2 separate regions of the Homo sapiens genome follow, and region 1 is linked to region 2. Evidence: read pairs that join two places in POLR2A ChIA-PET (ENCODE). Cell type or tissue: HCT116. All regions are shown on one strand. Links, peaks and the distances in the headings refer to the core of each region. The heading gives the core; the rest is flanking DNA. Region 1 has its middle 54 kb from the start of LINC01503. Region 2 overlaps LOC124900275 (extensin-like).

The links. ChIA-PET counts read pairs that join two places held together with the same protein. Peaks named below come from ENCODE experiments on the same cell type or tissue, not always from the same donor. Only the 100,000 strongest peaks of a DNase experiment are listed, where the experiment ranks them.
Region 1: POLR2A ChIA-PET joins it to region 2 with 6 read pairs; 13 of 35 experiments call an interaction of 5 or more read pairs at or near these places.

The regions. Positions count from the first base shown.
Region 1 is chr9:129,389,519-129,392,422 of GRCh38, reverse strand. No RefSeq gene overlaps it. Among named protein-coding and RNA genes, the nearest start is that of LINC01503, 54 kb to the right of the region's middle. In HCT116, for the core only: no CTCF peak of the experiment used is centred there; no DNase peak of the experiment used is centred there.
Region 2 is chr9:129,499,979-129,502,812 of GRCh38, reverse strand. All of the region lies in intron 2 of LOC124900275 (extensin-like), which reads right to left. It overlaps LINC00963 (long intergenic non-protein coding RNA 963), which reads right to left. Exons shown (of 5, transcript NR_038955.1): 3 at 1-416. Among named protein-coding and RNA genes, the nearest start is that of LINC00963, 13 kb to the right of the region's middle. In HCT116, for the core only: no CTCF peak of the experiment used is centred there; no DNase peak of the experiment used is centred there; H3K27ac peaks cover 2,500 bases.

The sequences.
Region 1 (2,904 bases), core at 136-2,635, 110 kb after region 2:
GGGTGGAGGTTGTGTCAGCAGAGGCTGTGTTTGAAATTCACAATGGACAGGGCCTGGTGCTGATGAGGCTTGAAGGTGAGCAGGGATCCAGGGCAGCTCCTTTGGGATCATAAAATCTAATCAGGCTGCAGGAGGCCTGGGCCCTGGGTGGACTCCATTAGGCAAGAGCCCACTCCCCTCTGCTGATCCGGGCATCCCTGGGGCCCCTTAAGTGTCACACTGAGGGTCAATTCAAGGCTCTGAGTGGCGGAAGAAGAATTAAAAGCCCGCCTCTGTCCCCACCCACCCCGATCCCCTACAGGAGCCTGCAGCCATGCTGGGGAGGCTGGAGGAGCAGCTGGGAGCAGCAGGTCACCAGGAAGGAAAGGTGGGCATGCCTCAGGAGTGGGGGAGTGGAGTGGCCAGGAGGGGAGGCTTCCTACTCGAGGAGGACTTTGGACCCTCCCACTTTCCATACACGGTTCCAGAAATCATCTTGATAATAAAAATAATAACCGTGAAAACCACAGCAGCAACTATTGCCCTTGATCGAGCAGTTTTTGTGCCAGGCACTGAGCACGCAGCAAAGAAATGGCAGACTGGGCTCTCAGATCCTGAGCCATGGGCTGGAACCAGCTTTCCCTGTGCCAAGCAGAGAGGGGCTTAAAACTCAGCTCCTACCCTTGGAACACTCCCAAGCTGTTTGGTCATGAGACTGCTGGAGATGCCTCTCTGGGAGCATCTAGAAGGCTCTAGAAGGTCCATGCCTCTCTAGAAGGCTATGCTGGCAAACACCAGCTTTTGAGACCATGGGGGACTAGACCGTATTTATCAGCTGCAGGAGTTCAGAAGAGAGAGAGCTCGTGGGAGCTGCTGGGAAAGGCATGACTTGAGCTGAATGCTGAAACAGCGGCCGCATTTGAAGAAGGGAGAGGAGGTGGAGAAGGGATCCTGGGAGGAGGCTCCAGCCTGGGCAACGGTGTGGGAGTGGGAATGCAAAAGGAGTTTAGAGAAGGTCAGTCGGCTGCAGCGGCTGGCGAGTCACAGGAGGCAGGGATGGACACAGGTCGGCCCAGGTCTGGGGCGTGTCCTTCTGCTTATTTCTATACATCCAGGAGGGTTTGACACCAGGACATCAACGCATCCACCCTTGTCAGGCCTGGGATGGTGCCCCACTGTTGGGGATGGGTTTGGTGAGTTCCTAAGAACAACAGCCACCCCGGAGGAGGCCTCATCAAGAAGGGGACTGAGCTGAGGCTCTTGGGAAAATGGAGGCCTCAGATCGCCCCAGAATATTGGAAAAAAGGCTCCCATGCCCCACACCCACCTTGACCAAGGGCCTAAAACCAGGTGGGCAACAATGCAGGTCCAGTCATCAGCTTGGCCTGACTGTCCCCCGTCTGCCTCTAGCAGAGGTGAATACCTTGGGTCCAAGCCCTGCTCCCCCATTTACTATGTGACCCCAGACAGGTTCCTTAACCTCTCTGAACTCAATTTTCTCACTCATAGAGCCAGGATAAAAACTCCAACCTCCAAAAGTGTATTGATTTGTATTAGGATTAAATGAGACGAAGCTAAGAACTCACTTAGTGGAGGTTGCAGTGCAGAGATCACACTTGAAAAATGTTACTTCCCTCCCTTCCATCCTTAAACTCAGGGACAGGTCAGGTGTGACCACACAGAAGGTGCCCACGTGACTTTGTCCCTTGAGCTTCCATAATCCTCACTGCTTCTGCATCATCCAACAGTGGGGCCAGGCTGAGAATCCCACGTGATACAGACCTGGTTGCTCTCTGTCTTTATATTTTACATTTAAATCTATGATCCATTACTAGCTTATTATTATTATTATTATTCTATTTTGAGACAGGGTCTTGTTCTGTTGCCCAGGCTGAAATTCAGTGGCACAATCACAGCTCACTGCAGCCTCAACCCCCTCCCAGGCTCAGGCAATCCTCCCATCTCAGCCCCCTGAATAACTGGAACTACTGGCATACACCACCACACCTGGCTAATGTTTGTAATTTTTGTAGTGATGGAGTCTTGCTTCATTGCCCAGGCTGGTCTCAAACTCCTGGGCTCAAGAGATCCTCCCACCTTGAACTTCCAACATGTTGGGGTTACAGGCATGAGCCACCATCTCCAGTCTGCTAGTTAATTATTATTAATTTTTGACCCTCCTCTAATCTGAAAGGAGCAAGATAATTTCGGTATAAGATATGAGATTTGAATTGCAGCTCCACTTGTGCAGTGAGCAAACTACACGACTGTCCATGTTGGTCCTGAAGCCCCCATCTTTTCTTCTCAGGCTCTATTATTCCTCAATGGATGGTGTTTTGACAAGCAGTCCCCAGGGAGTAGGGATGAGGTGGGCTGTGCATTAGACCAAACTAGTCAGGCCGGGGCTTCTTGCTAATGGCAGCAAATGCACTTAGTGCATTTTTTAAAAAGTAGATGTCCAAGCTGGGTGCGGTGGCTCATACCTGTAATCCCAGCACTTTGGGAGGTTGAGGCAGGAGGATCACTTGAGCCCAGGAGTTTGAGACCAGTCTGGGCAACAAAGTGAGACCCCGTGTCTACAAAACATTTAAAAAGTAGCCGGGTGTGGTGGCACATGCCTGAAGTCTGAGCTACTTGAGAGGCTGAGGTGCAGTGAGCCATGATTGTTTGCACTCCAGCCTGGGTGAGAGAGAAAGAGACACTGCATCAGAGAAAAAAAAAAAAAATCTGGCTGGGCATGGTGGGTCACACCTATAATCCCAACACTTTGAGAAGCCATGGTGGGCAAATCACTTGAGGTCAGGAGATTGAGACCAGCCTGGCCAACATGGTGAAACCCTGTCTCCACTAAAAATACAAAAATTAGCTAGGCAAGGTGGTGCATGCCTGTAATCCCAGCTACTCGGGAGGCTGAGGCACAAGAAT
Region 2 (2,834 bases), core at 335-2,834:
GATCGAGACCATCCTGGCTAACACAGTGAAACCCCGTCTCTACTAAAAAAAATACAAAAAATTAGCTGGGTGTGGTGGCGGATGCCTGTAGTCCCAGCTACTCGGGAGGCTGAGGCCGGAGAATGGCATGAACCCGCGAGGCGGAGCTTGCGGTGAGCCGAGATCGGGGCCACTGCACTCCAGCCTGGGCGACAGAGCAAGACTCCGTCTCAAAAAAAAAAAACAAAAAACGAAACAAAACAAAACAAAAAACAAAACAAACAAACAAAAATTAACAGGGCATGGTGACACACGTCTGTAATCTCAGCTACTTGAGAGGCTGAGGCAGGAGAATCGCTTGAACCTGGGAGGCGGAGGTTGCAGTGAGCCGAGATCACACCACTGTACTCCAGCCTGGTGACAGAGTGAGACTCCGTCTGAAAAAAAAAAAAAAAAAAAAGAAAGCCTTTGTCCATGCTGTTCTCTCTGTCTGGAACAGCATCACACTTGCAGGCCAGCTCCACATCAGAGGAGACCCTCTTTCTACAACTCTTGAGGGCCTCTCCAGTCCTCCAGCCCCACTCCATTCCACATCCTCACAGTCAACACAGCCCCACTTGCCTGGACTCTCAGAGCAGTCTCCCAATAGGCCTCCCTGCCTGGGGATAAGTCCCAGCTCTCAACCTGGCACTCGACGGCCTTCCTGATCAGCTGGGCTCCAGCCTCGTGATTCCCACCCACTGTTTGACCTGACACAGCTGCTTAAGTTTCTCTAGTTCTTCTAGATTACCCTGTTCTCCCACTTTGAGACCTTCTTATGTGTAGATTTCCTCTTCCTGGAGCACTTTTCCCTCCCCTCTTGGCCCGCCTAACTTTTACTCATCTGTCAGGAAGCCATGTTGATTCCACCTCCTCCAGGAAGCCTTCTTGGATTTAGGGTCCCTCCTGTTGGCTCCCAGAGGTCCCATATCCCTTGCATCATCACAATTCCTCCTCCAGATTGAAGCTGGCTGCTTTGCCAGTCTCCTCTAGGCCATGGTCTCCTGAGGACAGAGCCACACATTGGCCTCTGTCTCCCCCAGCTTGATCAGGGCAGGAGGTGCCCAAGAAAGCCCAGAAGGAAGGAGTGGGAAATGGTCCCGCACATGTATTGAGCTCCCGCTCCACAGTGAGCCTTTTACTTGCAGCCCAGTAGCCTGGATGGCTCGGCCTTTCTGACATGGAGTTAGGTCACCATCTGGTCACAGCCTGCAGCCCCAAGCTCTTCTCTTTTCATCTAGATAGTGGGCATAACCCTGGATCTTAACAGCCTGTGAGATGCAAGGAAACACCAGACGCCAAGGGCTCATCCCAGTCCCGGGTAGATGATTTTAAGCATTTCGTGTTCCTATCATTGGTCGTTATTGGGGCTCTGGAGCCAACCTCTGTGGCTTCAAATCTTGGCTTCTCCTCTCCTGGCTGGGTGACTTTGGGCAAGTTACTTAACCCCTCTGTGCCTCAGTTTCCTCATCTGTAAAATGGAACTAATCATAAGCTCATTTTCTCTGTTTCTCAGGGCCCTGGAGAGGATTATAACAATTGATATGCATGCAGAGTTTGCACAGCACTTGGTGCAAGGGCTGGGCAAATGCTGGCTGTGGTTGTTATTATCTCGGGGTCACCCTGAGCATCTGATACCAGTGAGGAGACTCTGGCTTCTGGGGAATCTTCCAGAGCTGCAGATCTGAGCCTGGCAGGAGGAACTCTTAGACCTTGTGAAGACTGAATTCCTGTCCCCTGAAGCTCTTGAAACCATCCCATCCATGTCTGCCGGTCAGAGTCACCAGGAAGTTCTTCCTTGTATCTATCCTAAGTCTTTCCTGCGTTGATTTCTCTGGGTTCCCATCCAGGCCGGATAGGAAGACGAGGGAAGGAGCCTTAAGGGTGTCTCAAGCATCAATCCCAGAACTTCCCAGCTCAGCTCAGAAGCCAGCAATGTGAGTCTCTGGCTCCTAGGGGGCCAAGAGCCAGGAGGGGAGGGTTTGCCTGGCTCAGTCTCCTTCGAAGGTCTCCCAGCCACAGCCAGATGCAAAACCACCTTTGTTCCCTGAATTTCAGGCCGTGGGAGGGAATGGGGCCAGCGCCTGGGGTGCGGCTGGGGAGGGAGGAAGAGATGCAAGGATTGAAAACTCGAGGGAGGCCTAGAGCAGCAGGGAGGCAGGACAGGGCACCCTGGGCAGCCAGATAGGGGCAGGGGTGTGGGAAACAGAGGGCGCAGAGCAGGGGCCAGCGGGGCTGGGAATAGGAGCCTCGGGGAGGCCGGTGAGGCGCGGAGAGGGAGGCCTCATACCAGACACTGTCTAGACGCAGCAATTATTGTCAGCTCGGAACACCCAGGCTCTGCCGGTTCAGCTGAAAGGGAGCTTAACAAAGAAGCAAGGGAGGAAGAAAGCAGGGAGAAAAGCCGGCTCCTGGCCTGTCGGGCTCTTTCTCTGCCTTGGCCACCCCCCTTTGTGTTCCACCAGCCCTGGTGGGGGGGACCCCAATGTGAAAGCACAGCTCAGAGATGCCTAATGGGGACACGGCTCCTCCTGGGCCCAGGGGGCCTGGCCAGGATCACTGTGTGGGTTTTTGGGAGGGAGAGGAGGGTGCTCTGGGCTGCCTCCTGCACGTGTATTTCTTTATATGGAGGCAGTGAGAACAGAATTCCCAGGGAGACAGCAGGCCTGAAAGTTTGAATCGCAATTCCCGCAGCTTCCTGCTGTATATATAGCTCTGGGCCGACTACAAATTTCTCTCAGCCTTGGTCTTCTCATCTGCAAAATAGGGAAAAGAACACTGCCTGGGCCAGGCGCGGTGGCTCATGCCTGCAATCC